Regions from separate parts of the Homo sapiens genome. Here all the other regions are linked to region 2. A link is a contact called in ENCODE Hi-C or POLR2A ChIA-PET data. All regions are on one chromosome and are shown on one strand. The core of a region is the stretch at or near the end of the contact, and the rest is flanking DNA. Distances in the headings are between cores, read along the strand shown. Region 1 overlaps LPP (LIM domain containing preferred translocation partner in lipoma). Region 2 overlaps LPP (LIM domain containing preferred translocation partner in lipoma). Region 3 overlaps LPP (LIM domain containing preferred translocation partner in lipoma).

The links. Hi-C counts contacts between places; a loop is a spot of excess contacts on that map. ChIA-PET counts read pairs that join two places held with the same protein, here RNA polymerase II (POLR2A). Pooled maps may share reads with other maps.
Region 1: a loop to region 2 is called in a pooled map, with 7 times the contacts of the local background. The contact joins two enhancer-like sites. A Hi-C loop is called at or near these places in 5 of 50 pooled maps. POLR2A ChIA-PET finds 5 or more read pairs at or near these places in 3 of 52 experiments (H1, PC-9 and activated T-cell).
Region 3: a pooled map shows a loop between it and region 2 (6-fold over the local background). The contact joins two enhancer-like sites. A Hi-C loop is called at or near these places in 7 of 50 pooled maps.

Annotation. Positions count from the first base shown.
Region 1 is chr3:188,389,589-188,392,867 of GRCh38, forward strand. The region is part of intron 3 of LPP (LIM domain containing preferred translocation partner in lipoma); the gene reads left to right. Among named protein-coding and RNA genes, the nearest start is that of LPP-AS1, 180 kb to the right of the region's middle. Within about 2 kb of position 1,408, at least 18 of the 41 ENCODE cell types and tissues checked have a DNase peak (open chromatin) inside an H3K27ac peak, as active enhancers do.
Region 2 is chr3:188,168,226-188,171,751 of GRCh38, forward strand. The region is part of intron 1 of LPP (LIM domain containing preferred translocation partner in lipoma); the gene reads left to right. Among named protein-coding and RNA genes, the nearest start is that of FLJ42393, 8.6 kb to the right of the region's middle. Within about 2 kb of position 1,771, at least 8 of the 41 ENCODE cell types and tissues checked have a DNase peak (open chromatin) inside an H3K27ac peak, as active enhancers do.
Region 3 is chr3:188,321,814-188,325,114 of GRCh38, forward strand. All of the region lies in intron 2 of LPP (LIM domain containing preferred translocation partner in lipoma), which reads left to right. Among named protein-coding and RNA genes, the nearest start is that of FLJ42393, 140 kb to the left of the region's middle. Within about 2 kb of position 1,423, at least 4 of the 41 ENCODE cell types and tissues checked have a DNase peak (open chromatin) inside an H3K27ac peak, as active enhancers do.

The sequences.
Region 1 (3,279 bases), core at 158-2,657, 220 kb after region 2:
AATGTGGCGAAACGCCATCTGTACTAAAAATACTAAAGTTAGCCAGGTGTGGTGGCAGGAGCCTATAATCCTGGCTACTCAGGAGGCTGAGGCAGGAGAATCACTTGAACCCGGGAGGCAGAGGTTGCAGTGAGCCAAGATTGTGCCACTGTACTCTAGTCTGGGCAACAGAGTGGGACTCCGTCTCAAAAAAAAAAAAAAAAAAATGGGACTCCGTCTCAAAAAAAAAAAGAAAAGAAAAAAAGAAAGAAATCTGGGTGAGTTGTTGCCTGAATCTTGTCTGAACCTGCCTATCCCCTCTGGGTCCTGAAATCTAACTGTGGGTGAGATCTGCCTTTGCATTTCTGTTCATCCAGGTGAGCAAACCTGGAGTTTGGCCTCACTCTGTCCAATTGTGTTCCTTCCAAGAGATAAAACTGAGAAAGTGGTAAAGTCACTTGCATAAGCCACTTTCAGATCCATAGAGGACCCACAGCATGAGATTCTGACTGTTATTATTACAGAGGTAGAAGCGTCATTTTCTTGGAGCTGTGTCTCCGTGTCTTTGGTGTGCCACAGTCACAGGCCTGCTCCTGCCCCTCCCTGCAATCTTTCCATTGTTGTGTGTGGTACAGGAACTGAGACAATTATGACAGAGCCGAGCTGGTTTCTCTTCTCTTTTGGACATCATTGTTTGTCACAATTCTGATCACCATTTCTTCCTCTAGATCACAAAATTGTAAAATCACTGCTATATTTACATTTTCTTTTGCTGCCTGGGCTTTAAAAAGTACTATTTATAGCTTTCCTTTGAAATTCCTTTATTAATAGTCTTCCTTCACATGTATATCACTCTGCTATTTACAAAATGCTCTTACGTTTAGTATTTCACTTGATCAGCATAAACACCCATGGGATAAGCTAGGCAGGATTGTTGTCTCCATTTTACAGGTGAGGAAATTAAGGCTCAGTGAGGCCTGGAAGGCCCTGGCCTGCAGCCACTGCTGGACCGGGTGCCAGAACTGGGTTTAGACGTCTTACTAGATCTCTCTTGCTGTTTTTCTTTCCGTCTACAAAAACTCCTTCTCATTTATGAGTTTCAAAGATTTTCTTGTCTGACACATAAGGAAATTAGTGGCTTTTCTTGAGAGATCTAAGCATTACTGCATTTGCCTAATATTTCTTTTACTATACCTATTGGTCTGAGTACTTTAAGAGAAACCAGTGTCTGTAAATAATCTTCCTTCTTGTCAGACATGGAGGCAGAAATTTTCCAAGAAGAGAGAGACCCTGAAGACACTGTTTGTTCTCTGCTGTTCTTAACAAGTACTGCAACCACAATTTTGGATTTTTCTCCTCGAGGCTTTCTAGTTGTAGGCTGCCACAGAATACTTCGGGGTCACAGATTCCTATTCCCTTTTAAACTGTATCGGGCATGTGTGTTATGTGACCTTTGTGTTCTGACCTTCAGATTTAGGGAACTGAAGATTTAGGAAGTCTTGTTAGGACTTAAATCCAAGTAAATTCCCTCATGAGTACAAAGACTCATCTGTGGAGGTGTGGAATGTTGGAGAGAAAGGGACTTTCATTCATCTAGCCCCCTGGGTTAGAAAACAGGGCTGGTGAGTGATAGAGCTGAGGCTAGCGTGCGGAGATCAGACTAGATTCGGCTTTCTGCTGGCTTCCTCCATATCACTCAGTACTTCTGGAGTTGTAGCATGCCTCTTCCCCCTGGACTGGGAGCTTTGAGAGGGACGGCACTGGGTGTGCTCTGTGCACGGCTCTTCTAGAGGTGATCCAAGTGCTTTGCATAGGCACTCAGGATTTATTTGCTTGATGAATTTGAACCTGTCTGTTGTTGATAAAATATCATTATTGCCCATAAGGATCTTGAGGGAGTTTGTAAGGATCTTGAGGGAGTTTCAGTCAGGATTCACTATAGGAAACAAACCACTTTAGATATTTTAAGTGGAAGGTACTTAATACAGGGTGTTTCACAGAAGTAATTAGATGGACTGCATGGAGCAGAATCGAGGCTGTCTCCAGAAATGAATCACAAAACTGCACAAAATTATTCCATTTTCTACAATCAAGCAAGACAAAAATGGTGAAGCCACCATGGGAATTACTGAGTTCAGTGATACATCACAAAACTTGTGAAACAGAGATCAAAAGCCATAGTCAGAATGATGGTAGCTGGACACTGAGACATGAGTCCAGCTACTTACTCTTTTTGTCACGGCTGCTTTTTGACAGCCACCAAGCTGAAGACTCAATATGAGAACACAGATGCTGAAAAACCCCATGTCTGTGTCACCATTCTTCTAACAGAAAACAGGGCAAACAGCAGAAACATGTCTTCCATCTTACTTTTGCCTTTCAAATATCAAGCCAATTACATATATTTTGGCAGAATTTCTTTTGCAATCAAACCTTACCTGCAAGACAGCCTGTGCAATATGGGAAGTTTGAGTGTCGATCTACCATATCCACCACATTAAGGGTGATGGTTTTCATATTTCGGGCATGTCTTCCATAAGGCTTTGTGTGTAGTAGATATTAAGTTGGAACCAGAGTAACAATTACGTTCTATTACATCTCTACTTGTCAGTGTAGTTAATTATATAACAGAATGGACTGCAACAGTTTTACTTTAGGGAATCCCTAAGGGGGAATTCCTATTTATCAGAAAAATGCTGTAAGGAGGGAAGACCCTGAGGTGGGAGAGTATTCTAAACTGTTTTGGTTTCAAACATCTTGGAAAGTACTACATGGAGACATGCGATATTATAACATATCAGTGCTTACCATGTCTGGGGGGAGTTCTGTCTTAAAAAAGCTTGCCTACCTTCTATGCTGTTGCTCCCTCGCTGCACTGTTTTGACCCCACTTTCCTCCTCACCAGCCAAATACAAGTTTTGCAATGAGAATTAATGTAAAATGGTTTCTTTATAACAAACTAAATAGGCTTATTCTTAAAAGGAAACATAGAGGTTGTTAAACCGTTGTTTTCCCTACATTTCATGCAATCACAGTACAACTCACAGGTCAGTTATTCTTGAATTTTAACCAAAAATTTCTAAATTGTCTTGACAATAAACAGGCAAAATAGGTAAAAGAAATTTCCAAAACAAGCAGAATGAGCAACTGGGACCATCCTGGCCAGATACTGAGGTGCATTTATAAGGCAACCTTGATTGAAAAAGGAGGTGGTCCTGGAATAGATGGGAGGCCACTGCAGTAACAAAACCCACCCAGACACAAGGCAACTGCACGTGGAATTAATAGGCCATAAAAGAA
Region 2 (3,526 bases), core at 521-3,020:
ATTTAACATGTGTGATAGTTGAAGTCTAGAAAAGTGAGGTTAATTACCCAGGGCCGTACAGCTTGTTCAGTAGCAGAGCCAACCATTTATTTGAACAGTAATGATTTTAAATGTTTTGTGTCCATAGCCTTTTAAACCATGGCGACATCCTGGAAATTTCAGTATTGTGATGTTAAAGAACATCTCTAAACTGTGTCTACGTTGAAAAATCAGAGTCCTGATTTTTGGTTTAGAAAACATGGTCACCTGGTTCTTCAGTTGTAAATATAATTCCTTCCTAGACCTCTCTAATGCTTAAGTCTAAATTCATTCTTAAATGAATAAACTTAATATTAAAATAAGATCAGGAAGTAAATCCCAAGCCAAGCATTTCAGACCAGTTGTGAACCTCTTTTGACATGTTTTTGGTAAATGAGAAGAACTGATGACATATTTCCCTATCAAATAAAATAGACAATTTAGATTTAATAAGGCAGTTATCTTCAGGTAATAAAAATTCAACTAACTTGCCATAACTATCTTGTTTAAAGTCAATTAAGAGCCTCATATTTCTCACTTGCTGGGTAAAATTTAATAGAACTTCAGTTAAGCATTTATTGCTTATTTAATTCAAAATTAAGTTAATCACCACAGTTGGTAACAACCACTGAGTATTTAATTAACATTCAGCAAACTATCTTATTAAGTCTAAATTAGATACAGACAAGTCTTGTTTATCCCCATCAGTTTGCAAACACCACCTCCCCCACCTCCCATCCCAAGGGGCCTTTGGTTTTCCTACAGTTTTCCTTTTTTGATTCATCATTTTTATTTTCTTCTACTTAAGACTTCACTTGGGTGAAAGAGGAGAAGAGGCAGCAGTCCATCATGTTATAGAAACTTTGGGCTCGTAGTATAACTGAGAAACTTTTTCAATCTTTTCTTTTTTCTTCAATCCTATTCTATTAACATTTCGTTTTTCAAAAGGTATTGAGCACATTCTCTGTGAGAGGCTTCTTTTAAACCCTAAGGAAGCTATAAAAGAGGTCATTCTGACATATTTGGTTTTATTTTCTCATCCTAGAAATGAGAGGATTGGGTTTAGTTTATCCGTGTAACACGTATTATTGGCTTGCAGTGTGTAAGGCACTTAGCTGAGTGTTTGGATACACCTTGATTCAGACAAGGCCCCTGCTCTTAAAGAGGACACAGACCAGTGTGAAAGCTGCAAAGTTCAGCTGTAGGAACATGAAGGTCCTTTAGAATGCTGTGATTCTGTAAGACAGTATTTCCCAAAGTGTTAAGGCTGTTTTATTAAGAAAAGGGTCCTGTAGCCAAGTAAGTTTGGAAAAGTCCAAGTTAAACAAAATTAAGGAAATTTCAGTATTGTGTATCTTTACCATGGGATTTTGAGACTTTAATAAACGAATGCGCATTCTGACCTCCCGGAAGGTTTGTTTCCCAAAGTTATTTGATCATAGAACCCCTGCACCCCACTACTACCCTTTGTACCAGAGCATTTCCTGGGTTCAGTGATGTAATATGCTTTGGGGAAAGCTGCTGTGGGCCGTGGACCCTGGCCACGAACCTCCCACAGCCCAGAAGGGGTACTCAGACATTCACCCTAGTAACTATGATACAGGGTCAGAATTCTACTTTGTCTGAAAGTTGTGCACATAGAGTGGGTGATTTTAGACATAGAGTCTTTTAACTGGAGTGGAGGGTATGTAACCAGGACAGCCTTTCCTCATGGAGGAGCGCTGGGTCTAGCGGGAGATAGACTGTGTAGGCAGAGAGGCCTGGAGGGTTGCCAGAGCATCATCGGGAACAGAATAACAGTGAAATTCTGACATGGCTGATTTGGTGGAGACTCCCTAACACATTGATATAATGTAGACCAATTTTTATTATAGCCTGAATATGGAGAGGTAAGAGGCAATGAATTTTTTGGCGCAGAACTTTCTGCCTTCGGCTTTGTTCCAACTGCGTGACTGCCCATCTGCAGAAGTGATTGTTGATTCACGTCTGTAAGACATTTTCATTCTCATGCTTTGTTTGGGGCAGAGCCTCTGCCTTGTGAATCACTCTTATGAGAGGGAGTCTCAGTTTCTTTTCTTTTCTTTTCTTTTTTTTTTTTTTTTTTTGAGAGGGAGTCTCGCTCTATTGCCCAGGCTGGAGTGCAGTGGTATGATTTCGGCTGACTGCAACCTCCGCCTCCCAGGCTCAAGCAATTCCACTGCCTCAGCCTCCTGAGTAGCTGGGATTACAGGTGTGTCCCACCATGCCCAGCTAATTTTTTTGTATTTTTAGTAGAGATGGGGTTTCACCACGTTGGCCAGGCTGGTCTCAAACTTCCAACCTTGTGATCTGCCCGCCTCGATCTCACAAAGTGCTGAGATTACAGGTGTGAGCCACCATGCCCAGCCGAGGGAGTCTCAGCTTCTTCATCAACAGCATCATTCTAGTCAGTCTAGTTTCCGTTTACCTTGTCATCTACCACTTCCTCCAACTTACCTTCCCCCCAGCTTCTCTTATTCTGGTGAATCACCTGTGTCTTCATTTTTCATTCTTATTCATCTGAATCATCTTCTTCATCTAAGGCAAGGTACCCTTTTATATCTTCCTGGAAAGACATCTACTTCATTTAAAATAATGCTACCAATTTCCTCCCCTCTGGTAGCAACCAGCAGATGGAACATGCTAGATGAGGTAGAGGATAATCTACAAATCTGGTCTGCCATATCATGGGAGATTTCACGTAACAGTGAATTCTTTCAGAGCCTCTCAGCAATACCTTCCTTGTTTTTCATATCTGTATCAAAAGGAACACTGGCAAACCTGGGTTGTATTTCTCATTCCATTTTGGGCTTGAATTTTTCTGAGTCTGAGTCTCAGTTTATCTGTGTATGAAACGTTAGGGTTACGCTATGTGTACTCTCAGGGCCTTTTAACTAGAAAATGTTGAATTTGAATGTTTACTAAGTCAACACAAGCTGCAGTCACCCTGGATTGCTTGATCCTCCATGTACTTTTGAGCCTGGCAGTATGAGGAAACTCCTGCAGTGAGCATAGTTCATGCCTACACAAAGTAGGCATTCCATGAATATTGGTTCTCTTCCATCCTGACTGCTTCTGGATTCATTTTCTTTTTATTGCCATTGCTTTTTAGTCACCCAAGCTTATCTCTTTCTTGTCTACACCCTCAATGCTGTAAATCTTCCTTTCTCATTCTCCATCTGGATAGCTTCCTCTCTCCTCACCTTTTTCCCTTCAGGCTATGCCTATGGATGCTGTCCACTCTGAAACCTCCCAAAGACAAATGATTGCAATGGAGGCACAGATTGCCGGGTGGTGGTCCTGGCCAGCTACAAATCTTTCCAAGAGATTAGCACCATTTCTTTATGGAATCATATTGTTGTTCCATGAGTGAGACCAAGTCTTATCCTCAAGGATCCCATAATGGAGGTGAGATGCTTTCTTTTTGACACTTAGTGGAAACAACAGTCCATGAGGTATATTATCAATTGGAAAGGTGGGGTTTTTGCTT
Region 3 (3,301 bases), core at 173-2,672, 150 kb after region 2:
AATAACTTTAAATAGAGAAAACTTTGTGAAGCTACCTTGTATTTATGGTTGGAAGAGTGAAATACCTTTATAAGGCATCCCATTTTCTTAAGATAGCCAGCAAAAATGAAGAACATTGATCCAAGTGTTTATTTACTTATTGATTTAATTACCATTCTCATCAGGTGTCCCTGTCATCTCAGCTTATGATAAGGAATCTTTTCAAGATGCTTCACCTCATCACTCTCTAGGTAAAGGGGGACAGAAAAGGATGCTGCTTACATATACGAATCCCCATCTTTGCTCAGATATTATGTCTAAGGGCCTAAGGACTGGATAATCTTATTTTTTCTGTGGCTTGATCCTTTCCAACATTTAATCTATGGAGGTTGTGAGGATAACAATGAAAAGGCAAGTTTAAGCTTGGACTGTAGATACTTTTCACTGGGTGGTTTTATTTTATTATGCTTCATTGTGAACCAGAGCCTCTGTGAACATATGACTTATAGGCCCTCAGGCTTCCACTGTGTCCCTTTCCCTGATTCGTCCTTCTTCACTGCATGCCCTGGTGTTGGGTGAGGGAGCAGGCTTTATGTGATGTCATTTTCTCAGAGCCCTGAGCTGGGAAATTCAAGAGTCTCCATGATTCCTAGTTAGGCATGGAAGAGACCCTAACTGGTCCCTCAGGAACATGTTTGGTTGGTCAGAGGTAACTCTTATAGAATCTATGATGGCTTAGTCGTTCACTCTTCCTAGAAAAGACCTCTTTAAAAAGGCCTTTTGGTTATATACGGCCTGAGTTTTAAGTAATATTTGCAATGTTGATTCTCTGGTAGAAGAGAATGAAAAGTTGTGAGTGCTCTTGGAAGAGTGCCGGACAGCTGTAGTGATGGGAAAAGTATTGGCCTTGGAGTCAGACCTGTGTTTACTTCCTGGCTCTGCTATTTTCTAGTTGTATGACTCTATGCAAGTAACTTCTCATCTCTGAGCATTAATTTCTTCACCTGTTTGACATAGACAATGTCTGCCTCACAAAGTTGTGATATGTTAATGTATGTGGGATACCTATCTCAGGACCCAATACTTAGTCTTTATAAAACACTAAATGAATTGGTTTTCTCATGTATGTCTTATGGTTTTGCTGGTGATGGACCAATAGTCATCTTCCATCTTCACTTTAGAGGTGGGGGAAAAGGGCATTAGAGTGATTGTGTGGTAAAATCCACTCTAATTCTAGCTGTGAGAAAAAGAGCGGTGAAAATGTGGTAAGCAATTGCTTCTAAAAAGCTTGGACTAAAAGCGCTTGATGGATTTGTGCTGGCTTCCCGGTAGACTCATCTCTGTACTGCCCGCACAGCACAATTAATTGTTGTTACTAGAGAAGGAACAAATAAAGAAAAGAGAGAGAGCAGACATAAAAACATCCTTTCATCTTTCTGAAGACAGTCCCCTTTGTCAGATCAGTGGAGCTGTACCTGTGAATCACCTTGGGAAAGCACAGTGTGGGTAACTAGAAGGAAGGTCTTGTGGCTCATTTTGTACCCACTTCCTGGGCTGGGGAAATATCTAAACTAACCTTTCTTACTTGTCAATATCTACTACCGTTCACCATGCATCTTCACAGATGAGGGCCTCTTTCTCACATCTTCACTCCAAACACATTACTGTGTAGACAGCCACTTATTTTCTGGGAAGAAAACTTTGCAAAGCAGTAGCAGAATAAAGTCGAGGGTAAACAGAGGCCATGGAAAAGCACTAGAGTTTGAGTGCAGAGACATGAGTCTGAGCATGAGCAGTGAATAGCTCATGAAACACTCAAGTTGCATTCTCCTTATGTGGAAATAAAATAAGTCATGGTTGTTCTATGCACGTGGCACCTGACCTTGGGTCCTTATTGCTATGCTGCTAGAGTCTATGAATCAAGATTTGCCAGTTGTGATCTTGAAATTTAGTCAGATTAAAAGGGAACTCTGACTTTGAGGGTGAATGCCCCAAGTGGGCATCTTATTCTCCTATGGATTCAGCTTGTTAGGCAGAATGGAAGTGGAGGTCATAGATTTTAGGGTTTTCTCCTGGGATTGAATCCAGCTGAAGCAGGAATGATTCTGGGTGAGCTATATAACGTCTCTGAGCATTAGTTTGTCATTTTCTTACATAGGAATAGAGTTATTGCCAGATTTGGAGATAGTACATGTTGCAATGTGGTTGACACAGAATAAGCTTTCAATAAATGATTGGTATTGTTGTTGTTGTCGTTATTATCTATAACTACAATAATTTCCCTAGCCTTATTTTATAGGGATAGGTTGTGGCAACATGAAATGTGACTTGGAAAACTGATTTGCACTAGATAGATAGAAACCATGTTTTTCTATCTATATAATGAACAATGTCATTTAAGAAAGCTTAGAGGCAATTCCACCAGCACCATCTTCTTTTTTATTTCCATTCCTAGATTATTTGCCCTCAAGTCTTTGGTAATTTCTTTTTGCCACATCTCTTGAATGTTTCTTCTTTACTATATTCCATCTATTATTACCATAAGTCCAACGTTCATCACCTCCTGCTCCACTGTTGTTCCTGTCTCCTGGCTCTCCTAGAGCCTTGGTTCTCAAAGTGTCATTCACAGAGCAGCAGCATCACCCGAAATGCGTCATCTCAAGATCTACCAAGACCTCCTGAAGCATGAGGCATGTTCACCCCCGTGTTGTAGGACCTCCATATAACTCATTTAACTACTTCTCCTGCTCAGAGTACATGCTTGGCCAGTGCGTGTTTGTTCTGCCTCCAGAATGTTTTCTGACTCTGATTGCTATCATTACTTCTTTTGAATCTACCTAAATTCAAGTTACCATCCATTGCCATGACTATGGCAATAGTCTCTGAAATTGTCTTCTACTTTTATGGTTTCCCCTTGTGGCCTTTTTCCACACCATCTGGAGAGATCTAAAATTGTTGGTCAGATCATATCACACCCCTCCCCTTAAGCCATACGGTGGCTGCTGTAGTATCTGCAGAAGGTCCCTGACTTATGATGGTTTGACTTACAATTTGTCCACTTCACACTGAGTTTATCTGGGTGTAACCAACCCCATAGAAATCAAGGAGCATCTGTAGAAATGTTTGAAAGGCCCTTTCATGGCCTGCAAAGCCCTGTGAGATGACTCTATGTTCTCTCCTTTTTTTTTCTTTCTTTATTTTTTTTGAGATGGAGTCTCGCTCTTGTCTCCCAGGCTGGAGTGCGATGGTGCGATCTCGGCTCACTGCAGCCTCCACCTTCTGGGTTCAAGCAATTCTCCTGCCTCAGCCTCCCGAGTAGCTG